3 separate regions of the Homo sapiens genome follow, and all the other regions are linked to region 3. A link is an interaction called in ENCODE POLR2A ChIA-PET data of the cell type or tissue named here. Cell type or tissue: GM12878. All regions are shown on one strand. Links, peaks and the distances in the headings refer to the core of each region. The heading gives the core; the rest is flanking DNA. Region 1 overlaps LOC105379013 (a long non-coding RNA gene). Region 2 overlaps LOC105379013 (a long non-coding RNA gene). Region 3 has its middle 190 kb from the start of PIK3R1.

Region 1 (10,734 bases), core at 2,250-7,249, 300 kb before region 3:
AAAAGGATTAAGGAAAACTGCCATGGAGAGAAAGAATTTTTCCCCATCCCCATTCATCCAATCAAGCCAAAATATTCTGGGTGAAATAATTTGTGGCAGTGCTTCAATCTTTCCTCCTAGAGGAAAAGCAGATTTTTAATATCTTTGCTAATGAGATCATGGAAGCTGTGGCTAATATGGAATCATTTCTGCTTGATGAAAGGGGTGGGTTAGCTGTGTAGTGATGGCTTTGATATGACTCACTTCTGGGGCCCTACTGTCCTCTTCCAATTATTAGAATCGTTCAGGAGGAATGCTTGGTACTAGGCTGTATAATGAGTCCACACCAAGATAATGTATTCACAAGCATTACTGGTGGTGGCTTGGGTAGTCCAGGTTTTTTCTTCTATCATACTTTGCACCTCTGATTTCATTTTCTTCCTATTTGTGCTTGTTTTGCTTATCCAAACTCATGGCCTCCTTCCCTAATCTAAATCAGTGTCTTATGCACATCTGTGTCTTCTGAGGAAGGGTAACTCAGATTTAGAGTTTTAGCGAGAGATCTATTTGGTGGGGTATAGTAGCTAACTGCCCTCCAACTCCACCCCAGCTGCTAGATGCCAATCCATTTCTAACCTACCTGAGGCTGTGATGCAGCTAAAGCCTCCCTAGGCAGAGGAGTAGGAGCTTCATACCAGTCTTGAGAGATCCCAAGCTACTGAAAATCTTAAGGGGAGCCACCTCAATCCCTGGAGCTTAGTTGGCTTCATATTGCCTCAAATTCCAGGGATATGAAAATATCCCTGCCTCCTTAAAGGATCAGTAAATCCATAAGCTCATCTCTATCAGTTAGCCATTCTCAAAGCCTGCTGTCATAGGCTGAATAATTTTATAGTTTTCTTAGTTCTTTGAGGTATAGAAAGCTCTAGAAGAGGTGCCCAGAGTCACTCTGGGACAAATATAAGGGCCTAAGGCAGACTTGAAGACAGGTGTCCTGAACCGAAAGGAAATGCCAGACTAAAGAAAGGTTCTGTTCATTGCGGCAGGCTTCCTGAGAATGCCTTTTTTCCTGCGGACGAGATCTACTGGTATCCATCCAATCATGTTCTCACAGTTAGTTCGTCTTTTGAGGACAATGCTTTCCTTTGAGACAGCCCTCTTTATCTCTGGCATCAGGGTTTCCATGACAGTTGCCAAGGGCCCTTGCGGCTCAGTGTTAAGTATTCAGTGTACTTATATGTTTCTTTGAGTTATTGTTAATTTTTACTGCTAGGTAAAGAAGTATAATGTGGCTAGTTATGTAGTTCTTAGAGTAAAGCTCTAGAAATAACTACTCTGCTTTTTTGCCTGTTTGTATAACTTCAATAAGCTACTTTTTGGTCAAGATGAAGAGGTCCTGCTAAGAAAGAAGACACATGACCAACAGGAGGAAGGAGGAAGGCACTCTGAGTTCTGCTGGTAGGTTGGCCCGACTCACTCCTCAATTGGGATCGCTCAGGTGCATTAATGAGCACCCCATACAGAATCCTGCTTTATTTGAAACTGCCTTCAGGGTCCCCAGTTAAGACCTGTTAAGATTTCGGACATGTCCTACTTTATCTAAATAAATAGAATTGCACAATTACTACAAAAGCACTCCTCCCCGGCACCATCAGCCATCCCTCAGACATTTTGCGTTTATGAATAAAAGGTTTGGGGAGTGGTTTTAGGGATTTCTTACACACCTTGTCGTGTGACTGAGGCTTATCACCAAGCCTTCAGGTGCTTCTCTTGATGGTCACTTGGTAGAGACTTCAAAACGGATAATGAAAGGTTAATGAGCACTTGCTCTGTGCAAGGCACAGTGCTCAGCATCGCAAGATAATAGAAAGAAGAAAGGCTCCTGCCTGCCTTCAACACATTTTGACTAGGAAGCCGGGACACAAAACAGATAAAATTGAACAATGAAATAAGTGTTTTGTAGGAATGCAATACCACAGTCCCAGAGATGCCACATAGCAGCTTGTGATTACTAATTGGCTTTGCTCAATATAATTAACCTTTTCTAGAAAAATAGATGCATCCATTGTTTTACGTAACCTTATTCATCATCTCCCAAAGACAGATGTAGATTTTATTTCTGATGGTGAATACCTCATGATTTGTTTTTCAGCTAAAACATAGAAACAAAGATACTGTTGTCAGTTTATTTATCCAAACTAACAGTTGGTGAAACTAGATTAGATATTTTTATGGCCTAGGAAAAGTTCTGCATCACTGAGTCACTGAGCCACATAGACTCCACCGCTATATCTCTTAAGAAGTCAAAGAAGAAACATGTGGTGGTTAAAAAAAAAAAAATTCTGCAGTCAGATGGGACTAGGCTCACATCTAAGACCTGTCTTGACCAACTGTGTGACCTTGGCCAATTTCCTTAATCTCTCTAATGTTGTTTACTCACTGGTAAAGCAGACACAATAATATTTCTCCCACAGAGATTTTGAAGATAAATGATTTAATGTACATAACACATGTAGCACAGCATGTGAAAGCAGGAGGTACCCATAAGTGGTAGCTTCTACACTGATGTAACATACACATCTGAATCACCTCTTATCAGGTCATTCTGAATCTTCATGTGGGATGACCAGGAATTGAGACATATGCTGAGGCCCAGGGTAAGTTATTCTGGGCACTATCTTGACGAGAGGTGATACAGTTTTAAGTGCCATGTGTATAATAATAGCAATTTAAGATGTTAATGACCTCAAATTTTTTCAAATCTAGAATTTATTTTTATTAATTGGCAATTGGTAATTCATAATTGGTAAATACATCTTTAATGCATTTTCTTTACAAATGAAATTAACGGTATCTTTTAAGGTGAAAACTATAATATGGTCGGTATTGCTGATAACAGTATTTGAATAAAAACTTGGTTTGATCATAGAAAAACTTGTGTGTATCATCACAGGGAGGTAATACAAAAGCATTTAGAAAAAGCAGTGATTTAACCTCCTGGTTGTCAGGGTCAAAGACATTTATATTGTGCTACATAGACAACCTTGTAAAAGAAAATTGTTAGGATAGTGCTATAGGATAAATTGTTGCTTCCCCAAATTTATATGCTGAAGTTTTAACCTCCAGTATCCCAGAATGTGACTGTATTTGGAGATGGGGTCTTTAAAGAGGGAAGTAAGATTAAATAAGGTCACGTGGGTGGGCTCTAATTCAATGTGACTGTTGTCCTCAAAATAAAAGGAAATTAAGACAGACACATATAGACGGAAGACCATGTGAAGACACAGGGAGAAGAAAACCATCTACAAGCCAAGGAAGGAGGCCTCAGAAATAAGCTACACTGCCGAACTTCTAAGCCTCCAGAAGTGAGAAAGTAAATTTTTGTTGTTTAAGCCGCCAAGTAGGTGGTACTTTATTAATGGCAGTCCTAGCAAACTAATGCAGACACCAAGGGAGTCCCAAGGAATTGGAAACTTCTAACTTGGGGCCAGGGTCATTCTATTTAGATCCGGCTACTCTTTTTCTCAAAGGAAAAAGAATGAAGAGGAAACTGGGTGTTTATTTTCTGAACCAGTTACTTTCATTTTTTGCTGAGCCACACCCAAAATGTGATATTAAATATAGAAGTCTGAGAAAAGAGTACAAACTGAATTTTAATAGAAGTCATTTACATATGTGAAAAATCAGCTTAACTAGCTGGGGGAAAGATAAAGTTGGCCATTAAAATAAAGTTGGAACTGATGGCATTCAAATTTTGAATTGTAAACAACCGTATCAAATGTGATTAATTTCTTGAGGTGACTAGCTAGGAAAATCTGAAATTAAACTTCAACACTTATTAACGGGGATTGGTTTGGTCAAGTTACTCTATCTCTTTTTACCTCTGTTTTCCTGTTTGTAAAAAGGGGATGCTTCATGTGGTTGTTGTAATGATTAAATGAGGTAATAATGGATTATTGTATAAAGGTACAATAAACATTAGCTGTTTTATTATTGATGGTAATGTGAAAACATTAAATTGTTTAGACAGTAGCTTGCTGATAAGGAAGAAATACATGGTTTTTCTTGCAGGCAAACTCTGTGGAAAAACTCACATTCACCTTGCAGTGGTTTATACAACGGGTAACAAATGCCGTGGTTGTGATGTGACCTTCTTTTGTAATTACTGTAATGGCTGATATGGTGGTTCTATATTCTCAAGCATCATAACGACAAATAAGCTTACAATGAAATATCCTCATTGCTTACAAGATTGTTAATTAAGGAGATGGTGATACTTGGGTCAGGGTGGGCTGTGTTTAATTGCAGTGTTCTTTATGTGTTCTTTTGAACTGTGAGTGGTTTTCTCTCCTAGGTACCTGTGTATTGTATGTTACAGGAAGTGGGGTATAGTTAGTGACTTATTTTTAGATCTTATTTAACTCTTAGCTCTGCCCTTGTCTGTTATTGCACTTCTAGACACCATAGCTTCCTTGGTTACCATTGCTTCACTAACTCTCTTTACATTTTGTGGTAAACCAATTGATCTTTGAGGCAGAAAAAAAAAACATGCAAAGCTAATGGCTGAGAAATAGATTTCTTTCAAAAACTTTAAAGAAGAGCAGTGACTCAGACCTCAGTGAGCACAACGTTACCCAGGAGCTCTTAAAATAGGAATGTTCTCTCCTCTTGAAGCTGTGGGGATTAGTGCTGTGGGCTTGGGAGTTCCTGAGATGAGGGCCTCTTGGACTTCCCCAGGGCACAGCGTGGGCCCCTGCACTTTCCTGGAGGAGGGTGGGGCTCCTCAGTCCCCATGGACACCCTTCCTGCCACCTGCCGTAGCTGAGCTCCCAGAAGGGAGAGTAGGACAGATTCTGGGGGAGGAGGAGGGAAGAAAGCAGGGTTCCCAAGCAACAAAGCACCATGAAGCCCATGACTGTGCCGTTCCATGTAAGCCCAGGGAAATTTACTTTAGTAGGGAAAAGCTTCCTCTCCTTAGCTCCAGGGTGGTACACAGTCACTCTTCATAAGCCCATCAAATTTTTTTCTGAGGCAGATCCTCCTGGAATGCTATTTTACTTTCTCCAGAAAATTGTTAGAAGTACTAATGGAGTCTAAAATCATAATTTTTTTTTCTTGCTTTCTCTTTCCAGATTGGAAGGCCTTATAAATAAGAGCTCCTTTGGTAGAAATGTTCATGGAGACTTTTGGGCTAATTCCAAACCAGGGTGAAAGTAAGACACATTCTTTCTGAGAGTGCTGACCAGTGGCATATTCATGTTTGAATGGAAATAAACTGAAACATGTTCACTTCATGGGGAAGAGAAACCTGGAAAGCAGGAATGCTAAAGGGGAACTGGGGTGATGGTGGACAGGTAAGGTGAAGCCAGACTGCAATGAGAGAAGGCAGCATGAAAGGCCAGACCTATTTTGGGACCATACCCTGAGTCACAGAGTAACAGAAAGCAGAGGTGACAGCTGGTCTCTCAGTTTCTCAGTGAGCAAGCATCTGGAATATCACTCTGATTTTGTAAAGCTTGAGTTAGGGGCATAGAATCTTAAGGAATTTGGAGAAGGACAAGGAGAGGGGGTAGTCGAAGGGGAGGGGGACTCAGGGAGTCAGATTAGAGGAAAGATTAAAGGATCTAAATATGGATGGCTAATGGGGCTGGCAAGAGTCTACTAGTTCCTGACACCCTACAAAAAAAGACTTATTTATAATAGGAGGTAGTATAATTAGAAGGTAAGAGATGGGAACTGAAAGACTGGATAGCATAAGAAAATGCTCTGGCCAATTGTGTTAGCTTACACAACAGGACTGCCACTTCTCAGGGGTATCTGGTGTGTGTGTGTGTGTGTGTGTGTGTACCCAATTACTTGAGATATTTGAAAAAAGATTTTCAGTAAAATGGCACTGTAAATTTCTCTGGGACAGAGACTGTCATAGCACAAAGTGACCTAATCTATAGGGCCCTAAGAATAGGGCCTATGTGAATATTTTATAATTTCATTTTATAAATTCATTACTTGATCAAAATAAATTATATGTGGTCACCTAACCTCTAAACTTGGCAGCAAGTGTCTGCATGCAGCCCGAATTTTGGTTTATAAAAAACAGAGACTTAGTAAATTAACCTCAAATACTCCTCTAAAATATAAACTTCTTTCAAAAGATTTTGATGTGATTCTTGCAGTCCATTCTGTGATGAGCAAAGGAACTCTACCAGAGCTTAGGGAAGTAGAGGCTTAGACCTCATGTACAGGAAGTATAGCCCTCCCATGGGGGGATGCATGGAGGCCCAGAGAGAAAGAAGGCACGACCATACTCTACTAAATAACTCGTTAATAACTTTGATAAGTGAATCCTGCAGGATACTATGGCATACATGACTCCTCTTATAGGTTATTTGGGATCTGGTTAAATGGTTAGAAATCCATGGAAAAAGGTACATTGTTCATATAGACATAGATTTTGATTCAGACTGAAACAAGCCTTCTTTTTATTAATTCCAGTTTTTTAAAAAAGTTTGCTGCTAGGTTTGGAGGACAGCTGGAAAAAGCCCTTGGACTTGGATCCATGCAAGCCTTCTCAGACATCAGGGGCCTATGAAGGGCCAGACATTTTTGCTGTCTATTTTTACTTATAAATTAGTCCTACCTCCCAGGTGCTGGAAAGCTAATCCAGGCTGACAGATTTCCTTGCTTGGCTGCCTTGGCTCTCAATGGCCTGTGTCACTGCTATTAATAGTCAACTCTATATTCTTAAAGAGCTATCCTGTCTGTTCTGCCAGTCCTGGGGCAAGCCGTGCTAAGATCAAGCTGGGGTTAGGCTGGAGGAAGACAGAGGCAATTAAGAAGTGGGGACGGGGAGGCACCAAAAGAAGAAAAGCCAAGAATTTCTTGAGGGAAATTAACCTTAAGCTGACTTTGAGACTTTCTTTGATACATTCTTTAACGATTGGTTTTCAAATCTCCATAATATAAGAATTAAAGAGCTCAGCAGGACCCATGGGTAGGCAGAAAGCAAGTCTGATTTACCAGATTAGCTGGCCTCTATGAGAAGAGGACTCAAGAGATAATCTAGTTGAGTGAACTTCTCTTCTGGCTCCCTTTTCCTTAAACAAATGTAAAAATAGTCCATTTAAAACAGAGTAATATGTATCTTTTTGCTAGTCTCTTCTTTTGGTTTTCAAAGATTGTTGCATAATTTGGAGCAATTCCAGTCAATCTTGGTGCCTTTGTGTATTGCTATTTATCCTACTGTGGCAGCTCTCAAGCAAAGACTGTACAGTGTGCCCAAACACTTCAGAAATAAAACGTTTGTTATTGGGATTCTGGGGAAATAGAATTTTTGCTTAATTCCTAGTTAAATATAAAACCCCTTTTGCTTTGACTCTTGATGTTGAAACCCTTTCTAAAATGTCTACATTAGCTTTTCGTCTCGGCACAGTACGTGATCATGATCTAATCTTGCTCTGATGATTCAGCGTCTTTTAGCCCCTCAGTTCTAACAGTGTTTTATTGTAGGGGTAAAGGGTACAGAAGGTTGTAATGGGTCTAGGCTTTGGCTGAGAAGTTTCCTTTATCTAATTGTGTCTGAATCCTGAGACAGACTGGAGTTCTTGGTTCGGTTCAAGATATCTGCAGACTCCAGCCCCAAATACTGCTACTTTTATAGCAGGTCCAGAATGAATCCTTTGCTTCCATATTATCTAATTGTAAGAGAGTTATAAAGTCCTGATGATGAAGATTGGTAGAAGAGCTGTGTTAACAAACCAGACAAAATCCTTACAGAACGATTCTCCTGGGGAATGACTGGGTACTGCCTCACTTTCAGGCCTGAGGCCATGTGCTCCTAAGCTTCTGCCTTGACATGCAAGAAACCTATATGGGCCCATGAAGCACATGGAGACTCCTAGTTCCTTCCCAATACAGCTGATGAAGTGTAAATGTATTCATTTATGTGGGGTAGAGGAGTCACGCTGCAGTCTGTCTTGGTGCTCTGTTTGAGTTCAAGGAAAAGTACCAGGTTGGAAGACATAAATAGCCCATCCAAAGACAATTTTAAAAAATCTCCTCTCTTCTCAACCTTTCCATCCTAGCTGCCAGAGTGATGGCAATGTGAATCACATGGGAAGGACGAGAAAATGGTAGTAGGTCAGGATTCCTATTTGTCTTGGCTTCTTTTGCTTGTTGTGACAACTAGGCGAGAACCCACTGCATTAAACTTCTGCACAACTTCTTTTAGCTACAGGATTTACCACATTTATGAAGTAAATGGACAAATTAGTTAGAGCTGGGTCAAGGACATGAAGATTCAGCAAAGGGAGCCCTGTGGTTCCTTGCTTGTTATGAATGATGTATAGAATGAGGTAATGCAACCAAAATTAAGTGAGAGCTGCAGAGTCACTTTCCACACAGCTGGGAGTGGAGCTTTTTGATGACTGCATGATTTTTAAAAATGTCCTGGAGCACCATAAGGCCTGAATCCTGCAATCACATTATCTTGCAGTCGTATGTCACAGATATATCTGGCCTTCAAGGAAAGAAGGCCTTTTCCAGGGGGAATGCTGCAGATATTTTGACATTGGGAGATTGGGAGCCTTTCCTGCAATATTTGCTCCCTCTTTATTGTCATCTTAGCCTTCTAGCCTAGAGAATCAGCACAATTACAATAGGAAACTTGGGGGATGGAGAAGGTGTGGTTAGAGAGGATAGGAAATGAAAAACTGAAATGGGGCAGTATGTCCAGAAGGAACTAATGAGCAAAAGCAGGATTTACAAAAAGAGCAAGCTCCCTGGTCTACTTAGAAACAGGACTTTTACCTGCCTTAAGCAGTCCTTTACTTGAGGCTGTTTTCTTGATGTTTACCATGGGCCCTCTTTTCTGGCTCATGGACTTCCCTTCTGAGAAGGAGATTCAGGGAGACATTGGTTAGATCCTAGTCCTGGCTGTGCAGCATCTTAACACTGAGGGAAAATCTGCCACAAAAGTGGTTTTCAGGAGTGATGTATTATCAGTGGCCAAGAAACATTGATTCTCTGATTCCCTCTATTTTCCTCCTCTCTTTTTTCTTTCTCTGTTGACTTTCCTCTTTAATATGCTAGTAGATGTCAACCTTGAAGCTGATAAAACATTTTGCTTTTAAAGTAGGCTGTGTGTCTGCTCTTTCTGGAAACTCTGCCTTGGCCAGTTAGTTCCTGTGTCCCCATTCAAATCTCATCTCAAATTGCAATCCCCATAATCCCCATATGTTAAGGGCAGGATCTTGTGGGAGGTGAGTGGATCATGGGGACAGTTTCCCCCATGCTGTTCTCATGATAGTGAGTTCTCACGAGGTCTGATGGTTTTATAAGCACTAACATTTTCCCTGCTTGCAATTCTCTCTCCTGCCGCCATGTGAAGAAGGTTCTTGCTTCCCCTTTGCCTTCCACCATGATTGTAAGTTTCCTGAAGCCTCCCCAGCCATGCTGAACTGTGTGTGAGTCAATTAAACCTCTTTCCTTTATAAATTATCGAGTTTCAGGTATTTATTTACAGCAGTGTGAAAATACACTAATACGGTTCCCTTTGGTGGAAAACATTCTGAGGATTACTAGAGGGAAAAAAAAACCCCACCCAACCTGCTATTTAGGGACTTATTTTGACTGCACCTGAGGATGGGGAAAGGGGTAAGAAAGAGGATAATTTATCCACTATGAGTAAAAATGGAAAAAGATTCCTATGATCCACTTATTTTCTATGTATTAGCGAGATACTGCTGGAAAGACAAGAAAAAAGATCTGCTATGGACCTGTGTCTGTTTGACATTTGATTTTATTGTGCCTACATTATTGGGAAGCTCTCAAGATGAGATATCTTTATAAAAAGAGCTATTTCCAAGGTGCTTGGAAGAAACAAACATAAAACTGATATGGTGGGATAAACCCTTAATTTGGGTCTCATAGGATTCTCACAGATAAATAGCTGCTGAACATGAGCTCATGATATTCCATTGCAAAATACATAAGAAATCTATCTTTACCAGATATTAAAAAGCAATTTAGAATTAGATAGTTGTCAATAATTTAAGATATTAGAGCCATTGTGTAGAAGCTATTACAATAATGTTTTAAATGATTAAAGATATATAACTGGGAATTTAAAATATGAGAAAAAACACCAAGCAATTATAAAAAAAAAAGAAGACAAATTTGAAAATAACTAAAACATCATAGAACTTCTAAAGTAGAATGTAATTGGATGAAATTGAGATGAGAGGTAGTAAACTGAAAAGTAGATCTAAAAGAATTATCCAGAAACTATCATTGAGAGATAAAAAATGGAGAATATGTAAGATGGGTAAAAATCATTGTAGGATAGAATTGAAAGGCTTATTTATGTTAATCATAAAGGAAAGAATCATGAAGGAAAGAGTAAAGAGAGTAGGTGAAAGGTAATACTTGAAGAGAAAATGATTAAAAATTTTCCAGAATTAGGGTAGACCTATGTCCTCATATTCAGAAAGTACAACAAATCCCAAGTAGATTAAATAAAAAAAAATACAATAGACTTTCTGAAAGGAAATTTCAGAACTCAAAAGACAGAGAGGAAATCTCAGAAACAATAAAAAAGGAACAGTATATTACTTATAAGCACTGACAACAAACATTTCAATAACAAAAAGAATATTTTTAAAATGCCAAGATACAATTTTGTTTATTTTACCTTCACTCTTAAATGATAATTTGGCTGAATACAGAATTTTGCATTAACGTGTTAAATCCAGAAATTTG
Region 2 (10,734 bases), core at 2,571-7,570, 84 kb before region 3:
ATCATACTTATTGAGCATCTCCTAAGTGGTAATCTTGTTTAGTTTGCCACAGATGCCAGACAGTCCTTGCTGTCATGTTGCTTATATTCTAGTGAGAGGGACATTGATTTCTCACATAAATAAATGTACAACCAAGTCATTTCAGATACTATAAGGGTCTGGAAGGAAACATAAGTTAATGTGGAAGAGAGTGACCGGGAGGAAAGGGGACTTCAGGGAAGTTGGAGAAGGCCTTGCTGAGGGAGGGAATGTGTGAGACTGAAATCAGAGGAGTCAGCCATGAGAATTCTGCAGAACATTCCAGGCAGAAGCCCTGGAAGTAGGCATAAGATCTCAGTCTGTGTGTCAGGTAGGGCAAACATACTTGACAAGGAGGCCAGTGAGGGGTCCAGAGACAAAAGGGTGTGTTGGATTCTGTAGGCCTTGTAAGTCACAGTAAGAAGTGTGTATTTCATTATGAGCATGAGATTTTGAAAACTGCATGTACCCAATTGCAAATCATAGTCAATTGTCGGTGCAAATGCAAAGGCATATAGGCTGCCCTAATTATTTCATACAGTTGGATGGGGGCCTTAAGACAATTCTGATAGTGACTTCTAGGGTAGGGAAAGGTGCAGTGTATTGGGTTCTATTTGTTCTAACAAAACATGTCCCTTGATGCAGCATCCAAATGCCTGAGGGACAGATGTTTTTTCTAACTATGCTGAAAGAGGGGAAAGGCAAGCCCCAATTTAATGTTTCTCATTTTATGCTGGTAGTAACTTGGCACTAGTAAAATTATGGCTTATTGTACTGTTTAATAATATCAGTTGACTATAACTCAGCTTTCTTTTCATACATCAATATGAAACTCATAAGTAGCAGAAACAATTTTGATAGCTACATGGTGTATTAGTTTTCTATTGCTGCATAACAAACTCCCACTAGTGTAGCAGCTTAAAATAATACACACTTATTACCTCACAGCTTCTGTGAGTCACAAATCCCTGTACCACTTAGCTGAGTCCCCAGCTCAGGGTCTCACAAGGTTGCAGTCAGTGTCTCAAGGCTTAACTAGGGAAGAATCTGCTTCTGAGATCACTCAATTTGTTGGCGAACTTCATCTCCTTGCAGTTGTAGGACTGAAGGCTCCAGTTACTTGCCAACTCTCAGCCAAAGGCCACCCTCAGACCTAGAAGCTGCCCTCAGCCCCATAAGCAGGTCTCAAACATTTTTCTTTTATACATTTACTTTGCTCTCCATGGGTATCTTCTGGAGGTAGAGAGGGAGGTGCATCTTTTAAAACACTAGTTGAAAACTGGCTTTTAAACTCACAAATAACTGCACCATTGTTAGTTTTGACAACAGTCCCAAGACTGCTTCCTATCTTTTTCAGGTAAGATCATGCCATTCTCTAGCAAATAGTCAAAATAAATCTACTGAATTTTCCAACCTACCTTTCTAGGAGACAAGCCTGCCCCTGGAATATTTGCAGAGTGGATGTCCTATATACACACACACAAAGTGCTCTGTCATCTTTCAGAAGAAATCCAATATTATAAAAATTACCAAAAAAGAAAAAATGAATCACAAAAAAAACCTGGGCATTTAACTAGTCCATGAGTATGGCATGAAGTCAATATCTCTCGTAAACCAAAAAGCATCTGAGACAAGTCTCAATCAATTTAGAAGTTTATTTTCCCAAGGTTAAGGACAAGCCCAAGGACAGCCTCAGGAGGTCCTGACAACATGTGCCCAAGGTGGTTGGACTACAGCTTGGTTTTACACACTTTAGGGAGACATAAGACATCAATCAATACATGTAAGAAATGCATTAGTTTGATCTGGAAAGGTGGGACAACTCAAAGGGTGGGGTGGGGGACTTCTGGGTCACAGGTGGATTCAAAGGTTTTCTGATTGGCAATTGGTTAAAATAATTTATCTAAAGACCTGGAATCAATATAATGGAGTGTCTGGGTTAAGATAAGGGGTTGTGGAGACCAAAGTTCTTATTATGCAGATGAAGCCTCCAGGTGGCTGTTTCAGAGAGAATAGATTACAAATGTTTTTTTTTTAATCAGTCTTACAGAGTCTATTCTGTTAGTTCTAAGGTCTCTGTTTTAATGTTAATGCTGGTCAGATGTGTCTGAATTCCAAGGGGAGAAAGCTGTAATGAGGCATGTCCTACCACCCATTCCCATCATGGCCCAAATTCGTGTTTCGGGTTTACTTTAGAATGCCCTTGGCTGACAGAAGGGGTCTATTCAGTTGGCTGGGGGGCTTAGAATTTTGTTTTTGATTTACACCTTTTAGCAAAGGTTTGTCTTTAATTGTCACTCTTTGCCTACCCAGTATTTGAGTGGTTCCTGTTGATTCTGGAGACTTCAGTCCTCAAGATATTAGATCCAAAGTGTGATATTGTTAGGTCAAAAGCAGTGAAGTAGTGGCAGCCAAGATTCTCCATGACTGCCATAGTCCACTCCTTCCCAGTTCCCCACTCCATTACCTCTACTCATTCCTCGATATGGACAGTAGATGTTTTCTCCATCTTATGTAAAGAGTTATGTAAACTGGGCTCCAGGACAAGACACATCGACACTCTTCAATTACATTGCTGCTCCCAAACCTCTTCCATTTAGAATACCTGGGGCTGCTTCCATTTTAGGTTGATATCAACTAACAGACATTTGGAAACATATCTTTTTCCTCACCTCTGAGAATTCCAAGGGACAAAATATCATTTAAAACCCTATCTAAAGGAAAGATGTGGGCTAGCTTCTTCCCAGGCTCAGACAACCAGTTTGGTTTGTTCTTTAGGGGGTGGCTGCTGCCAACCTCTCAGGGTTTCCTGGGTCAGAGAAACAGAATTTGGAACCTGTAAGTGTTGACTAAGACAAATACCACATATTTGATCAGCTAAGTATTAATAAATCAGCTAAGTAATAATAAATAATAAATCTAATTGTAATAAAATTAATAAATAAATTTGTGGCTTAAATTCCCTTTGAAATATACACACACACACAGGTTAAGGAGAGAAAGCATTTGGCAGAATACATCTGAGGAGTTGCCAGCCATATAATTCTTGAAAATAGCCAGATAAAGTTTGCCAAACCTAAAAGTAGTTAGATTTGCTCATCTATACATTAAAGAAACATTAAGGCCTTTACCTATCGACCTGCACCTACTAAAGAAAAGGGAATTTCAGAGTTGAAACTAACATTTCTTTCAAAAAAAATCACCTTCCCCTGACTAATTATCACTGAGATCTCAATGGGTAATATTGCATATCTAATGCATGATATCCAATAACACACCAGTGTGGAGTTTGCAAATACATAAAGGTTGTTTTAAAGAGGGCAAGGACAAGTTAGCCTCATTAGGTCAAGCAAATATAAGAACAAGTAATGGCCTCTGGTCAAAGTAGGCAAGAGGTAGATAAAATATTTAAAAAGATGGTATTATGTAATAAGCAAGGCCATAACAGTGTCAGAATATAAAATGGCATGCCAGAGGTAGAAAGTATGATATAGATACAGTCTTGAAGTTCTCAGAAGAAAAGAGGTATTCAAATGATGGTGATGATGATGGTGGTGGTGGTGGTTTATGTATTTATTATTATTGTTATAACTACTATTTATTACATTCCTAGCATGAGTTTAAAACTGGGCTAGGTTTGGTGCTAAGCCCTTTGCATATAGCATTTTTAAGCCTTCTCAGAGCCCTTCAGCATAAGTATTCAGTTTATGTGATGACTTCTGTAAAATTACTGAACAGAACCTAAAAGACCTATTGTCCATCTGAATCTTAGGCCCCTATGAAAAGGCACCTATGAATAGTAGAATGTCTGATACTTAGAAGTCCTCACAGATTTCCAACCATTCGAACATAGTGCCATGCTTAATCTGACCCAAAGTGATTAAATGAAGCTCATCATAGAACCCAGTAGTAACTATGAGGGATGGGTGGCCCAGTCTATATTCAAATTTGCTAAGAAGATGCAAATAGCATTTCTTCAAGTTAATGGACCAAGTGGGGTTCTTGGATTGACCCAACCAACCAATTCTACACTTATAATATGCAAGATAACATTTATCAAGAGCTTACTATATGCCAGATACCGTTCTATAATAGTACTCTTTATATACAGTAACTCATTTAATCTTCACTACAACCCCAATATATAGTTTTTAGTCAAGAGTGACTAATACTTTGAAATAGTATTAGAGTAGGCTGACTTCTATAACAAATGTCCCCCAAATCTTAATGCCTTCCCACAAGAAAAGATTTATTTCTTGCTTACATCACAGTAAATCTGATGATTGGAAGACAAATGTTCACGCCATGTTTCAGGGAGGCAGCAACAGCTTCAGAGTCCTAAATCTTCCTCTCCTGGATCTTCTACAACTGGCCAGCAGACAATGAGAAGAGAGAAAAGGCATGGAAAATCTTGTGGAAAGTTTTAGGGGTCAAATTAGTACTGATGTAGCTAGCCATGTCTGCCCACATCCCAGTGGGCAGAGCTAGTCACATGGTCCCACATAGATGCAGAGAAAGAATGGGAAACATGATTTTCCATTGTTCCAGGAAAGAAAAGAACCAGGAGAGTAGGCACAAACAATGTTTCTGCCACAGATAGGTACTACTATTATCCATGCCTTATAATGGAGGAAATTAAGGGACCACTACACAAGATCACACAGTTTGATATCCAGTATCACCCAATCAAGAAGCAGGATAGGGATTCAAACAGCAAGCAATCTTATCCTTAGCCTATGCTTATACCATGACTACTGCTCCTCAACTATAATTCAGGGTCAAAAACATTATTCGCCAGTCATCACTATTTGGTTTGATAGTTTCATCCCAAATCTAGCCCCAAACTGTCATTTTTGTGATTGCTTAAGTATGTCACTTACAGAGTCCCAATCACAGAGCATAGGAAAGCCTGTTATTCAAACAAAACAAGATTCTAAACTTTGCAGAAACATTGCACATTAGCCTTCCACTCCCACCTTCTGTATTCATTCCTAATTTCAGGCCCACCCTCCTACTTACTAACTACCACTACCGCCCCCCAAAAAGAAAAGAAGAAGAAAGAGAAAGTCCTGATAAAGCTTTTCCAGTATTTAAGAAGGTCAAGGGGAGTTTAGTGAGTTAATATCTGCCTGCACCTAGATTTAAACAGACATTTGGCTCCTTTCTTATAATGGATGGCTGAGAATATCAAATCATGAGCTGTGACTGAGTCTAACCCAGCTTTCAGCCTTGTGCTCAATAGCAGGATGCCCCATTACTTTCCTTACCCACAACTGCTATGTCTCATGTGTCCAAAGACATTTGAAACCACATCACTGAGACTCCCCTGTGTTGCTTTTCCCTGAAGTCTTACAGACAACTCAGACTGGCCTGGTCAGACCCTTGGAAAGCTTCAAAAGCCCGGCTGTCAGATGTGTACATGTCAACACACCACCTGTTCCGGCAGGAAACCCACTTTGTTTTCTATTTCTTCCTCCCTTGGGAAATATGCCTGTATCTGGCATCCATCCCCACTGATCCTGCATCACACACCTAGACAAAAAAGTAATTTCATTTCTCAAGCCATTTCTCCCACTTTTATGAAAATTTACTTGAGTTCTCTCTCAACAGGCATGTTGAACTCCTATGTCTTCCTCCTCTTTATGTATTCAAAACTATTCTTGCTCCATTTTTTTCATGCTTCCCCTAATTTGTTTCTGTTTGGAGTCTTAATTCCATCTCTTCTTACTACCTTTGATTATATAAAAGAACCCTTCTTAAGTAACCTAAGATGTTTTCATTTGTATCAGCTACTAATCTTAATTGTTTTTACTGCTATTCCGGAATCTATTGTCATTTCTCTTTAGACAAGTTTGACTATTTGCTTTTCTTCACTCCTAATAGCACATACTAAGGTATAAATAGTATGAGTGGGTAAACATGACAATATTAAAATATGGTCTTATGCTATTGATCTGTATTTTAAGAAACATTGCTTTCTGGATCTTTAAAAGATCAATGGATTTTCACTTTTTGCAAAGTTCTACCACCTCTGTTGTTTCAAACATAATTTCTCTGGAGTATGAAAAGAAATGGGTTTCAAGGAGGTTGCTTCACTAGAGTGTAGGCAGGTCAGATGGATTTTCTTCTTCCTACAGAATCATCCTGTGATATTGAAAAAGTGAAGCTGGAGGAAAAAGTGTATTTAAGGAAAGATATTATGGGACCGGAAGCTTAGAGAATTTAACTTTACTTCTGTGACTCAGATGCCTCCCATTTTAAGCAAGTCATCTGAACACTGTGTACTTTGGTCTTGCCTCTTTATAAAAAGGAAACCAATAAAAATATAGCACCCAAAATATAGGCCCCTTACAAATTTCCAATAATGGCTCATTAAAATTCTCTTCAAAGTGGTGTAGGTGAAAAATTAATGAACTCACTAAGCAGGTTTTTTTCCTAGAAATTGATATTTTGTAAACATTCCATGCCTTCCTCCTTCTATCTCCTCCTGCCAAACTTTCAGCTGGTTCTTCTTTGTGGAACACTCTTCCAGTGAGCAGTACTTTGATTTGTGTTTCATGGGGCATGAAAATTGTAGTGAAAAGCATGGGAAAACAGGGTATAATGAGATTTGTGGTACACAGTCTTGAACATGACATGGATTTTCTTGTCCATGCCCCTCTGTCTTTTCTACAACACTGTGACACATGTCAGTACTCTTACAAGTTGTCTTGACTCTTTCAAGGTCAAGTTGAACACGTGGGCTCAAATCCTGGCTCCATTTCTGATTAGTTATATGATTTTCAGCAAGATCTATAACCTCTCTAAGACTTGGTGTCCTCATAAGTGAAGAACTCATTGAGCACTGTGAGAATTAAATGAGAAAAAGCCTGAGAAGCACATAGTGCCTCGCGTATGGTTAGCACACAACAGTTTGCTGTCCATAAACTCAGTGGAGGATATTTTAAAAATATTAAATTAGTTTTTCTTATTCTTCCTTTCAAGAAATTCCCTGACAAATCCTATTTACCTGGGTTCCTTTTTAAAGTTGGTTGCCACAGGGAAAGAGATGGTGGGCACAATAATCTTGAAAGCCAAGCTTTTGAAAAATACAAGAATCTTCTACATAGTTAAACTTCCCTTTACTTGTTAAGAGTCAAGTGTGATATACCACATTAATAGAATAAGGATAAAAATCACATGATCACCTCAGTAGAAGCAGAAAAAGCATTTGACAAACTTCAACACCCTTTCATGACAAAAACACTCAACAAACTGGATATAGAAGGAATATACCCTAACATAATAAAGACCATGTATCATAAGCCCACAGCTAACATCATACTCAGTAGTGAAAAACTGAAAACAATTTCCTTTAAGATCAGGAACAAGGGAAAGATGCCCACTCTTGCCACTTATACTCAACATAATTCTGGAAGTCCTATCCAGAACAATCAAGTAAGAAAAAGAAATAAAAGAAATCTAAATTGGAAAGGCATAAGTAAAATCATCACATGACATAATCTTTTATGTAGAAAACGGTAAAGACTCCACAAAAGACCTTTAGAGCTAAAAAATGAATTCAGTAAAGGTAGAGAACACAAAATCAAAGTACAAAAATCAATTGTGTTTCTGTACACTAACAGTGAACTATTTAAAAAAGAAATGTAAAAATTCCATTTATAGTAGCACAAAAAAGAGTAAAATACTTAGGAATAAACTTAATCAAGGAGGTGAAAGACTTCTCCACTGAAAACTTTAAAACATTGATGAAAGAAAGACGCAAATAAATAAAAGACATTCCATGTTCAAGGATAATAAGAGTTAATATTGTTAAAATATCCATACTACCTAAACTAATCTGCACATTCAGTGCTATTCCCATCAATATCCCAGTGAGATTTTTTTACAGATATAGAAAAAATGATTCTAAAATTCATATGGAATCACAAAAGACCCACAATAGCCAAAGTGATTTAGAAAAAGAAGAACAAAGCTGTGGGCATCACATTTCCTGATTCAAAATATATTACAAAGGTACGGTAACTAAAACAGTATGGTACTACCATAAAGATAGATATATAGACCAATGGAACAGAATAGAGAGCCCAGAAAAAAACTCACACACATATAGTCCAACTAATCTTTGACATGGGTGTCAAGATTACACAATGGAGAAAGTACAGTCTCTTTAATCTAGACTTAAAGACTAAAATATAAGACCTGAAACTGTAAATATCCTAGAAGAAATATAGGAGAAAATTTTGACATGGGTCTTGGCAATAATTTCTTGGAGATGGTTTCAAAAATACCGGCCAAAAAAAGCAAAAGTAGACAAGTTGAACTATATAAAACTAAAAAGCATCTGCACAGCAGAGGAAACAATCAACAGAGTGAAAAGGCAGCCTATGGAATAACAGAAAATATTTGCAAGCCATAAATCTGATAAAGGACTAATATCCAAAATTAGATAAGAAATTCCCACAACTCAATAGCAAAAACACAACCACCCTATTTAAAAATGGCAAAGGACCTGAATAGATATTTCTCAAAGGAAGGCATAAAAATGGCCAATAGGAATATGAAAAGGTGCTCAATGTCACTAATCATCAGAGAAATGCAAATCAAAACCACAGTTTGATATCACCTCACATCTTTTAGATGGCTGGTATCAAAAAGTCAAAAGACAACAAGTGTTGGTGAGAAAGTAGAGAAAAGGGAACTCTTGTACACTATTAGTAGGAATGTAAATTAGTACAGCTATTATGGAAAACAGTGTGGAGATTTCTCAAAAATTTAAAATAGAAATACCATATGCTCCAGCAATTCCACTTGTGGGTATATATCCAAAGGCAATGAAATCAGTATGTTGAAATATATATGCATTCCCATGTTGATTGCAGCATTATCACAATAGCCAAGATATGGAATCAACCTGAAGTGGCCATCAACAGATGAATGAATAAAGAAAATGTGGTATATATACACAATGTAATACTATTCAGCCTTTAAAAAAGAAGGAAATCCTGTTATTTGCTACAATTGGATGGATCTGGAGGACATTATGCTAAGTGAAATAAGCCAAGCACAGAAAGACAAATAATTCATGATCTCACTTAAATGTGGAATCTTGAAAAGGTCAAACTCAGAAGCAGAGAGTAGAATGGTGGTTGCCAGGGACTGCGGGGTGGGAAAGGGAGAATATGGAGAGATGTTGGTCAAAGGATACAAAGTTTCAGTCAGACAGGATGAATAAGTTCTGGAGATCTATTTTACAGCTTGTTAACTATAGTTAACAATCATATGTTGTATACTTGAAAATTGCTAAGAGAATGGATCTTAAATGTTCTCACCACAAACAATGATAAGTAGTGAAGTGGTAGATATGTTAACTAGCTTGATTTAATAATTTCACAATGTTTACATATATAAAAACATCATGTTGTATACCATAAATATATTTAATTTTTATTTGTACTTGTCCTTCAATAGAGCTTTTGGGGGGTGGGGGAGAAGAGTGAAGCTTGGTAGATTTGAACTCCAGAGATTTATTTGTAGACTGTAGTAAAAAGGGGAAGGAGGATATGATGTAAGAAAAAATTTTACTTGACGGAAAGGAAAAGTAAAAAAGCCCTTCAGATTCCAGAGAGAGGAGCCCAGGAAGGAGAAGAAAGAGAAGCAAGATGTCAGAATTGAGGAACATGACTTCATTATCTGGATCAAAATCCCTGGGGGAATAAAGTTTCGAGAAACTCTGAGGGGAGGTTGACATATTCCAAATGTTTTAACGTAAATATTATAATATTGATTCCCTATAGGGGAGTTTCCTGTTTTCTTCCTGGCACGGAGCAACATGGTGCCACCCAGGAAGGAGTTTAGAAAGGAGGTAGTCTGTGTGGCCTGGACAGGCATTCAGTGTCCCCATGCTCCTCAATAAAGGAATCAAGAAGTGCCATAGGGCGCTGGACCAGAGAGGGACAGAGAACAGTCTGAGAGGGGAGATGAGGAGATCATTTCATGATGTCAGGTCTTCGTGACAGGAGAATATGACAGAAACTATAAACTTCTAGCTCAAATGCCAGGGCAAATAAGATGAGCTGCATCACACTGGAGACAAGTGAAGGCAACAGAGGCAAGAGCCAAAGAGGTCTGGAACAGTTCAAGGAAGAGCAGAAACAGAGTAACCCTGAGTGGCAATGTGAAAATATCAACTTTTCTTTGCTGTCTTTAGAAATGAAGAGCTCCCAAACAAGATGAAATGTGAAAGAGAAAATCTGTGTTTACTTTTGTACATCTGAATATAATATCTAAGTTGTTGACCTTTCTCAGAAATAATTGAGAACCGGCCTCATATCAAAGCTTACTTTTAGTTTGTTCATTTGAAAGGGGTGGAGGTATTTTGCTTAAGACATCTAACTAGCTCACATAGCTGTGGTGAATGCAAAAAGCTATTTTTTAAGTAAATTTTGAAGCCCTATAGGATAAAAGTGGGAATCTATTTTTTTAAATATGAGAGTGGATCACCTAAAGGCATTCACCAAAACACACATACATGTAGACACACCATGTCACACCAGCCACTTAGCTATAGAAGTAGTTCTGAATAAAGTTTATGAGCCCTAATCAGATGTACCTCAGTACTTACTGCCTTAAGCACTTTCTGTTTGGGGCTGAAGTAATCTGACTAAAAATATATCTACCAATCAACACCTTTCTGTTGTTTCTAGCTGCATGGAT
Region 3 (10,734 bases), core at 2,521-7,520:
AAATGGGCCCTTTGCTCTCAGCCTGCCCTATTCCCCGTTATTTTCTAGGAAATGAATACTCTAGCTTAAGAATCCTGAGTGGGTGATTAATGTTAGTGACAGTGTATGCACCTATCTATGTCATTCATTAGACCTTGCCTTGCAGATTCCTGAACTATTCATGATACATTTGTGAATTTTCTACTTGCACTAGTATGCTGTTCTGTAGCAAAATAGGCCTTCTGTGAAAATATAAATATTTAAAATATAAATATTAGAAATTATGGGCAATAAAAATAATTTTTTATCTATACACGTATTAGAATGATCAAAACTCAAAACATTAACCATATCAAATGTTGGTGAGGATGTGAAGGAAGCAGCAGGCACTCTTATTCGTTGCTGGTGGGGATGCAAAATGGCACAGCCACTTTGGAAGGCAGTTTGGCAGTTTCTTACAGAACTAAACATACTCTTACCATATGGTCCAGCATCATGCTCCTTGGTAACTTATGTCTACACAAAAACCTGCACAGGAATATTTATAGCAGCTTTATTCATAATTACCAAAACTTGGAAGCAACTAAGACGTCCTTCAGTAGGTGAATGGGTAAAAAAAAAACTGTGGTGCATCCAGACGCTGGAATATTATTCAGCGCTAAAAAGTAATGAGCTATCAAGCCATGAAAAGACATGGAGGAAACTTAAATGCATATTACTGAGTGAAATAAGCCAATCTGAAAATCCTGCATGCTATATAATTCCAGCACCATGACATTCTGGAAAAGGCAAAATTATGGAGACAGTATAAAGATCAGTGGTTGCCAGGGGTTGGGGGAAGGATGAATAGGCAGAGCACAGAGAATTTTTTGGCAATGAAGCTATTCTGTATCTACTTTGATACTATAATGGTGGATACATATCATTATATGTTTGTCTAAACCCATAGAATATACAATACCAAGAGTGAATCTTGATGTAAACTGTGAACTTTGGGGGATAATGACATGCCAATGTGGGTTCATCAGTTTTAACAAATATAGGCACAGATGTTGGCAGTGGGAGAAGCCATATATGTGTGGAGATATGGAGTATATGGTAAATATCTGTTCCTTTCACTCAATTTTCAGTGAACCAAAACTGCTCTGAAAATCTATTTTAAAAAAATAAATAAAGCTATAACTTATCAGTTTTTATTGAACACCTACTGTGGGCCAAGAACTAAAAATTATGTTGAGATTCAATAATAAACAAAAAATACAGTGAGCTGGCTTTTCTGATAGAGAAGTAAGAAATATGTTGGTTACAATGGGAATATGTGCAAGGGGACTGCCTCCTGATTCTGGAGATTAGGAGAGTTCCCAAGTGATATATAAACAGAGATCTGTGCAATAAAAAGGAGTTTGGCAATGTGTAGGGCTAGGGAGAAAGGAGGCAAGTATATTGGAGGAAAGAGTGCTCAAGGTAGAAGAGACATGAGCAGATTGCAAAAGGGGGTTAGAATGAGGATGGAGAACAAGGAGCTGAATGTGGCTCAGGTAGGCAGGAAGTAGATGAAATCACTATTAACGACTTAGTGCTGGAATTTCCAACCACTTGGGAATTCAACATCTTTTCATTGTTTAATTTTAATTACCTTTTCATCTTCTCTGTCACGTCTCTCAGAATTATATACTTAATTCTCAAAAGTGAGAGTAAATACATGAGAATGCTTAGACAAGCCTGTGACACAAATTGAAGAAGGTATAATGTATTTATGTGAGGTAATTGAAACGGAGAAAAGGAGAATGAGTGACGGACTCCATGTCACACAGGGGCTGAATGGAAGAGCTGGGATTCAAACGCAAGCAATCTGGCTTGAGTCTTTGCTTTCAGTCAGTTTCCATGCTGCTTCTGAAGTGTTCATGTCAGAAATACCACTGTAGCATATTAATATCTCAGCCCACATTCCCTAAAAAGCCAAGCCTGAGCCAAAAGCATGTATTAGTGGAATAGAAGTTCTATTAATATAATTTTTAATATCAATAGAATATTTTGATGGCTTACAAGATGTTTTTGGCTTACTTTCTTGCAAATGTATTAAGTCATCAATTTTATTCATTTCACTTAGAAGTAAAACCCCTACTGAGCTGCCCATAGCTCCCAGAAAACTGCTTGGTCTCAGAATGTTTTCAGAAAAACTGTACAAAGATACTTCATCTCTGAATACCTCATTCGACAGAAGGTAGGGAGAATTTCTCTGCTAATTCCTGGCCCCACTGGTAAACGTTGTTCCAAAGGATATTTAACTTGCCTGTACTTTTTAGGTTGCGGTTACATGGATGCCAAGTGGGTCCAAGGCATCTCATGTCTCAGAAGCAACAGAAAATTCCTAGAACATGAGGCAAGAGGCTTGAAGCGTGGACTGAAGTATGGTGCTGTTGGGGTGTGTCCTTGAGTCATTTGCAGGCCTGGGGGAGCAGTCAATGAAGCAGCCTGCAGTCAAGGCTGAGGCAGCAATGACTGGGCTCCATGAGCACAAGCTTTTGCTCCACTCAAGGCCAAAATCAAGGAAAGTGAATAGACCTAGAGTGATGCATGAACTGGACCTGAGGACACTTCCAAACTTCTGATGACATTAAATGGAAGGGTATCAAATAGCATATCATACACCTATTATTGAAGCATAGAATAGGCCAGATCTGAACTTATTCTACAATTTGTCTTCATTCTATTGGTAATGGAGAAGGGCTCAATAAGGGCATTGTCCTTTCTGACACAACCAACCACACAATTGCAAATTGACTGGGAATGCAGGTGAATGGAAACTGGGACCCAGGCCTAAAACTCCTGATGAAGTCAGAATTTAGATGATAAATATTAGAGTTATCCCACAAAGGTACTTAATAATCCTAGGAGGTCATAAATAAAACAATTAATTTAAGCTATCTAAACACTCCCATAACCTTCATTTCTTATATGATCCTTAGATCCTGCCACATATTAAAATTACTTAGAATCCTAGAACATGAGGCCCTTGAAAGTTGTTTATCCTGTTTCTTCTTGATCAATTCGCATATTTCTGGGTAAAATTAGCAACTCAGTATAATTTGTTGACTTAAATGCAATTTTGTATTCAGGGCCAGCTATACAATTTGCAGGGCTTAATGCAAAATGCAAATGTAGGACTCATATTCAAAAAACAGGAAGTGTCATTATAGCCGAGCACAGTGGCTCATGACTATAATCCCAGCTACTCAGGAGGCTGCAGTCAGAGAATCACTTCAGCCCAGGAGTTCCAGGCTGCAGGGAGCCATTATTGTACCACTGCACTCCAGCCTGGGTGACAGAGTAAAACCCTATCTCAAAAAAAAAAAAAAAAAAAAAAAAGACCAGCTTATTGAAGGGGGCGGGGAGGAGAATCCTGCCAAAGTTCTAAAGTATAAAGCTTTTTCCTATAAAATATTTTACTTGCAAAACATAGGAGTAACTGATACATGAGTAACAACACAAACTTACAAATTGAAAAAAGTATTTTTGGTGCCTTAATTTTATATAATCAATAAATACAACAAATTAATCAGAATTAGAAGGTAATTTAATAAATTAATATTTTGACTGCTTACAAGATGTTTTTGGCTCACTTTCTTGCAAATTTATTAAGTCATCTAATATGGGCTGGCTCTGTGCCCCCACCCAAATCTCATCTTGAATTTTAATCTAAATTGTAAGCCCCACGTGTTGGGGGAGGGGCCTTGTGGGAGATAATTAGATCATGGGGGTGGACCCCCAGTGCTGTTCTTGTGAGAGTGAGTGAGTTCTCATGAGATCTGTTGGTTTTATAAGGGGCTTTTCCCCACTTTACTCGGCACTTCACTTTCCTGCCGTCATGTGAAGAAGGATGTATTTGCTTCCCCTTCCACCATTATTGTAAGTTTCCTGAGGCCTCCCCAGCCCTTCAGAACTGTGAGTCAATTAACCTCTTTCCTTTATAAATTATCCAGTCTTGGGAAGTTCTTCATATCCGTGTGAAAATGGACTAATACATTATCAAATTTATACTTTCAGTAACTTCATTTTAAAGTATATTGAAAATGATGTCATCTTGACAAATTCAAGATTAAAAAGAATTTTTGATAATTTTTAATTTTAAGAAGAATCTGGATACAACTAACTGGAGTTAAGAGTTCTTTATAGGCTATGATAACATAAGCATCACTTTCTGATAATTTCAAAATATAAATTGTTTAACACATCTGGAACTGATTTTCTAGAATATTTTTTCTAAAATGATTTAACTCTTCATATATATTAGTTCTGTGTAAGTTTAAATTTAATTATGTATGTAAATTTATACAATGGCCTTTAAACGTTTCCTCTGACATTTCCTGTAAACCTGTGGAGGTCGTATAAGAAACCACAAGTTACTTCATGATTTGTATATGAATGAAAACACATACTTATGCATTCTGTTGCCATATCTTCAATTACAAGGAAATTTTTAGTATTAAAATTGCTTTCTTCATTAATAATTGGTTCATCTAAAGTGTCATGTGAAAATAGTGGCTGGTTGGTTTGTTTGCTTGTTTGTTTTTCTCATTTAACACTATAATATTTCTGTTCTATTTCTTTGCTAAATCTCTATAGAGATTTGCTTTGTAATGTTGTGGTGGCAGTTTTTAAAACCAAAGATTCTAAATGCTTTGAAGAATTCCTGTAACTCCCTGATGTGCTTTATGTTCCTGTGTTCACTTTTGTTTTGTAAAAACTTACTCTCAGAGTTTACTGCTTTCACACTGGCAGTTCCTGTTTCAGCATTAAGAAGTGGAAGAGTTAATATTTGTGTAGGCAAGGCGTGGTCAGACAGACAAGCTAGCCTCCCGTCACGGGTCCCCATCCTGTCCCCAGGTGAAGCTTCTCCTTTCTCCCGGGGCTGTGACCCGTTGTGCAGATACTTTTGCTGCTGCTGTTGATGACATGAATCTGGGCCTAAGTCGAGCCCCAGCCAACCCCTTTGACCCCTCGGTGCCCTGGACTGCCTGGAGGCTACTCATGTGCTGGACAAACAGGCCAATTGCTGGAGCATGCAGCTTGCTGTGCTTGGCACAGCTGCTGCTGGATCGCAATTGTGAGTGCTCACTGCTGTCTGGTAGATCTTCTCTGCTCACATAAATACTCAGATAGAATTATTAAGAATCCTACAGTGGTGACAGAAGAGCATTAAACCAAGTGTGGGCCCTTGCAAGTGCAGAGCCTTGTGCAACTGCACTGATCGATGGAACAGGTATCACACCCATGAAGCTGGCCCTGGCTTTATCTTAATTTTAGAAAGACATCTGTCTGCTGTGAAAAATATGGGCCAGATCAATGGCATTCAAACGTTTTAGATTCCAACCACAGTAAAAAGTATATGAGTACATTTTACATTATGACTCAGAATACACACACACACACACACACACACACACCTGTATACCTCTGCAATGAAAGTTTCCTGAAACAATACTTGTAATTAACACATGAGCAGCCCTTTTATATTTTCTGTACATTTTTTAAGGCTACTAACAACCCACTCAACTGATTTCACAACCTATTAATCAGTTGCAACCCTGCAGTTTGGAAAACACTGGGCTAGATAGTGGTGCCAGTTGATAGCTTGATGATTATAATAGTCTGCATTTTGCATTTTAAAACTTTGAAATATTGTCCATTATCTAACTGAAAAATCTTGCTCAAAGGCAGTTGATTGTAAGAATAGTTGTAAAATAGGAGAGAAGTGTTTTGTGATGCAAGACAGGGCTCAATACTCAGTGCTGCCTGCTTGAATAGTTTCATCAATTATTTGGATAAAAACGTTTTATTCCCATTCGACATGTTAATTGAGCACAGCTTCTGTGCTGAGTCCCATTCTCTGGCTGGGGTTGTTCACAATCAGATGAGCCCAAACATGTGAATCAGTATGATGAGGTTAAATGCTGTGACAGAGGTCAGCACCAGGGCCATGGGAGTACACAAGAAGAAGGTGTGCACTCTTCACAATGCAGACCAGTCAGGCACTGTTTTGGGAACTTTTAGGGAAAGCTCCCAAAATACAAATTATGAATACAATCAAAATGAGGGGGATGGAAACAATGTACATATTCTTTTGCTCATCCCCAGTATATACAGACCGTATTGCATATACAATAAAATGATGTTCTAAAACAAAAATGAAAATAGCTTGACTTAACAAGTGATGTCAGAGGTTCAAAAAAGATTTGATCCAAAAAGAATCTCTTTTTTTTCTCTTGATTTCTCTTGATTTTTTCAATGGGGTTTACATAGCTTTTTGTTTTCTTGTTTGTGATGGCTAATTTTATGTGTCAACTTAACTGGGCCACAGAGTGCCCAGATATTTGATCAAACATTTTTCTGGGTATTTCAGGGTGGGTGTTTTTGAATGAGGTTAATGTTTAAGTCCATAGACTAACTAAAGCAGATTGCCTTCCTTAATATGAGTAGGCTATATCCAATCAGTTGGAGGTCTAAATAGAACAAAAAGTCTGACCTTCCCCTGAGTAAGAGAGAATTCTTCTTCCTGACTGCCTTCAAATTGGGACATCACCTTTTTCCTGCCTTCAGTCTTGAACTGAAGCATCAGCCCTTCCTGGGTCATAAGCCTTCTGGCCTTTGGATTGGAATGATATCATTCGCTCTCCTGAGACTTTAACTTGCTGACTCACCCAGCAGATCTTGACACTTGTCAGCTTCTATACCCACACAAGCCAATTCATTATACTCTCTCTCTTTTTCTCTAAGAATATATAAATACATATCATTTGGTTCTATTTTTTCTGGAAAGCCTTGACTAACACATTGCTATAAAAATGTTTTAAAGTTATTTTAATGTTCTTTTAATTATAAAAAGCAAAGTAACTTTATTAAAAATGAAGCCAGGTGCAGTGGCTCACACCTGTAATCCTAGCACTTTGGGAGGCCAAGGCAGGGAGATCACTTTAGCCCAGGAGTTTAAGACCAGCCTGGGCAACATAGTAAGATCATGCCTCTACAAAAAAGTAAAATAAAAAATAAATTAGCTGGGTGTGGTGGCACCTGCCTGTGGTCCTAGCTACTCAGGAAGCTGAGGTGGGAGGATCACTTGAGCCTGGTGGTCAAGACTGCAGTGAGCTGTGATTGTATCACTGCACTCCAGCCTGAGTGTCTAAAAAAAAAAAATTGAGTGGAAGGTAGTGAAAAGCCAAAAATAAAAAAATGAAGGTGGGGAGGTAGGGATAAAGAAGGAAGAAAATAACAAGCTCCATAATCCTCCCAACTTTAACCCCTTTTAAGAACCTTAATGTATATCCTTCTAGATCTTTGTGTATATTAATATGTTTATACATACTTAGTATTGTGAATATGGAATTATAATTTATATTTTTCTATAAGCAGTTTTAGTTTTTTCACTTAATAATACACAGTCAGCTTTTTGTGCACATGGGTTCCACATCCACAGATTTAAGCAACAAAAGGATTGAAAATGTAGCTAGGCCTACAATTGTTGTGTCTATATTGAACATGTATAGACTTTTTTTCTTGTCATTCCCTAAACAATACTGGGTAACAACTATTTACATAGAGTTTACATTATGTTAGGTATTATAAGCAATCTACAGATGGTTGAAAGAATAGGGGTGGATGTGTACAAATTATATGCAAATACTGCACTATTTTATATTAGAGACTTGAACATGCAAGGATTTTGGTATTCCTGGTGGGTCCTAGAACTAATCCCCTGTGGATATGGAGGGACCACTCTATTTTCACCCTGTTTCCACGTTAGTAAATCTTCATCTTCTACATCTTTTGTGGCTAACTAATATTCCATAATTTGTTGTCTAATTCTATGTTAATATTTAGATTATTTCCAATATTTAAAAAAATAATCCAAATATCCTTAGAGCTATTCTTTGCACATATCCATTGCATTTTCTCAAGATAAATTCCTGAAGCAGAATTTATTGGACATAAGACATATACATTTTTAATGTTTTTTGTACTTTTTGGGGGGAGCATGAATTGCCTTCCAGAAAGAGTGCCCCAATTTAGGCTTCTGCCCACATAGTATGAATGCCTAACATGCTTTCTAAATATGTAACATCTACAAAAAATACAAACTAGAGAAGTAATATATTAGATGACTATAAAAACTTCCCATAATCTCAACAGTTTTCATCCTAAAACTACTAAGATGAACATTATCAGAAATAACTAAAAGGTCTTTCATTTAAGTCTGTAAAAATAACTTTTGCATATGCAAGTTGCAAAAAACCTGTGGTGTCTGGTTATCTATGGCTGCATGACAAATCACCTCAAAATTTAGAGGCTTAAAACAACATTTATTTTGCTCACGAATATGCAATTTGGGCAGGGCTTGGTGGGGACAGCTCATTTCTGCTCCACTCGGTATCAACTGGGCGGCTTAAAAACTGGGGGCTGGAATCATCTGCAGGCTCATACATCACATGTCTGGAGGTTGATGCTGGTTGTTGGAGGGACTTTAGTGGGGCTTGTCAATCAGAACACCTACATGTGGACTCTCCGTGTGGTTGCCTGGTGTGCTCACGACATGATGGCTGGGTTCCAAGGGCAAGTGTCCCAGGCTGGAACTCATCTTTATAACTTAGCCTTAAAAATTATATAGTGCCATTTTCTTCATAGTCACAGGCCTGCTTAGATTCAAAGGAAGGGAATATAAGCCCCCCACTTCTCAATGGGGGAGTGTCAACATCACATCTTAAGAAGAGCAGGTGGAATGTAATATATTGGTGCAGTCATCTTTGGAAAATACAATCTGCCACATGTCCTGTGAAGAACGTGTTTTAGCTTCAGGAACAATGTGAATGTACATTTCCTGTACGCCAGCTAGAATCTTAAGTTGCTCTGGAATGTATGTTCCTAAATATATGAAGCACATATTTCCCCCTAAAATTAGCCCTCAAAAAGGAGAGTGGCCTTATAGTTGAGTCTGCATATGATAGATGACTTTACTATTGTTTGTGTAAGATATAAACCTGAAACAAATTCAATATTTGCTTGTTTGGGAATGCTTAGAGAGGTCATCTGATGTGATCAGTCAAAAAGAAGTAAAGAAAGTTTAAGAAGTTATTTATTTATTTATTTATTGAGACGGAGTCTCACTCGGTCACCCAGGCTGGAGTGCGGTGGCACAATCTCGGCTCACTGCAACCTCTGCCTCCTGGGTTCAAGTGATTCTCCTGCCTCAGCCTCCTGAGTAGCTGGGATTACAGATGTCTGCCACCATGCCCGGCTAATTTTTTTGTATTTTTAGTACAGACGGGGTTTCACCATGTTCATCAGGCTGGTCTCGAACTCCTGACCTCATGATCCACCTGCCTCAGCTTCCCAAAGTGCTGGCATTACAGGTGTGAGCCACCGTGCCTGGCCAAGTTGAAGAAGTTTTGGTCGTTATTCTTGGAATATGACTTCACAGCAATAACTGTTCTAGGCCACTGAAAATATTTTAAAGATCACTTTGAAAAGTCAAATAGTAAGTAGTAGACACACCCATAGAATAAATGTGTGAAGATACTCCCCTAATGTTAACAGAAACAGGTATCTATGGCTTGCAATAACATTTCTAGTTTCAGCGTCATACATTTATCTCAAACAAGTTGGACAGAATTGAACACGACACCCTCCAGAAACAGTGTGAGATGATTCAAATTGGTTTACATAATGACAAAGTCAGGGATATCAAAAGTGGATTTAAAAGGTTTGAATAAAATTACTTTATAAGATGTAAAGAAAAAAGCAAGTTTTCTAAAATGATTATTTTGTGAAATGTAATTAAGGTAGAGATGTCTTATGAATAAATTAATATTAGTAAACAGCTGACGATCACCTATGTATCTGATATGGTTTGTGACATGGTTTGGCGTTGTGTCCCCACCCAAATCTCATCTCAAATTGTAACCCCCATGTGTCCAGGCAGGGACCTGGTGGGAGGTGGTTGGATCATGGGGGCAGTTTCCCCCATGCTGTTCTTGTGATGGGGAGTGAGTTCTCACAAGATCTGATGTTTTAAAAGAGTTTGGCCATTTTCCCCTCAGGCTCTCTCTCTCCCCTGTCACCATGTGAAGAAGGTCCTTGCTTCCCCTTCACCTTCTGCCTTGATTGTAAGTTTCCTGAGGCCTTCCCGGCTATGTGGAACTGTGATTCAATTAAACCTCTTTCCTTTGTAAATTATCCAGTCTCAGACATATCTTTATAGTAGTGTGAGAATGGACTAATACAGTTTGGATGTTTTTTCCTCTCCAAATCTCAGGTAGAGACGTGATTTCAATGTTGGAGGTGGGCCTCATGGGAGGTGTTTGGGTCATGGGGGCAGATCCCTCATCAATGGCTCAATGCTGTCCTCACAATAATGAATGAGTTCTCACTGTGAGTTCATGTGAGATCTGGTTGTTTTAAACAGCCTGGCACCTCCCCCTCTCTCTCTCTTGCTCCTGCTCTCACCATGTGACATGCTGGCTCTCCGTCACCTTCTGCCATGATTATAGGCATCCTGAGGCCTTACCAGAAGCTGATGTTGGCACCATGCTTCCCATAAAGCCTGCAGAATTGTGAGCCAATTAAATATATTTTCTTTATAAATTACCCAGCCTCAGGTATTTCTTTGTAGCAATGCAGGAAAGCCTAATACATACCATCTAACAGATATGCTAACCAGAGCTGACACTGTCTAACAAATAATACTGACCAAACACTGAATGT

What was found. ChIA-PET counts read pairs that join two places held together with the same protein. Peaks named below come from ENCODE experiments on the same cell type or tissue, not always from the same donor. Only the 100,000 strongest peaks of a DNase experiment are listed, where the experiment ranks them.
Region 1: POLR2A ChIA-PET joins it to region 3 with 7 read pairs; 1 of 35 experiments calls an interaction of 5 or more read pairs at or near these places.
Region 2: POLR2A ChIA-PET joins it to region 3 with 5 read pairs; 2 of 35 experiments call an interaction of 5 or more read pairs at or near these places.

Annotation. Positions count from the first base shown.
Region 1 is chr5:68,705,404-68,716,137 of GRCh38, reverse strand. All of the region lies in intron 2 of LOC105379013 (a long non-coding RNA gene), which reads left to right. Among named protein-coding and RNA genes, the nearest start is that of LINC02198, 320 kb to the left of the region's middle. RefSeq lists an enhancer at 4,285-4,334. In GM12878, for the core only: no CTCF peak of the experiment used is centred there; DNase peaks (open chromatin) are centred at 4,487, 4,851 and 5,294; H3K4me3 peaks cover 920 bases; H3K27ac peaks cover 1,070 bases.
Region 2 is chr5:68,485,234-68,495,967 of GRCh38, reverse strand. The region is part of intron 3 of LOC105379013 (a long non-coding RNA gene); the gene reads left to right. It overlaps LOC105379012 (a long non-coding RNA gene), which reads right to left. Exons shown (of 4, transcript XR_948411.3): 2 at 4,283-4,386. Among named protein-coding and RNA genes, the nearest start is that of PIK3R1, 270 kb to the right of the region's middle. In GM12878, for the core only: no CTCF peak of the experiment used is centred there; no DNase peak of the experiment used is centred there.
Region 3 is chr5:68,401,126-68,411,859 of GRCh38, reverse strand. No RefSeq gene overlaps it. Among named protein-coding and RNA genes, the nearest start is that of PIK3R1, 190 kb to the right of the region's middle. RefSeq lists enhancers at 2,284-2,578, 5,068-5,117. In GM12878, for the core only: no CTCF peak of the experiment used is centred there; DNase peaks (open chromatin) are centred at 4,819 and 5,379; H3K27ac peaks cover 403 bases.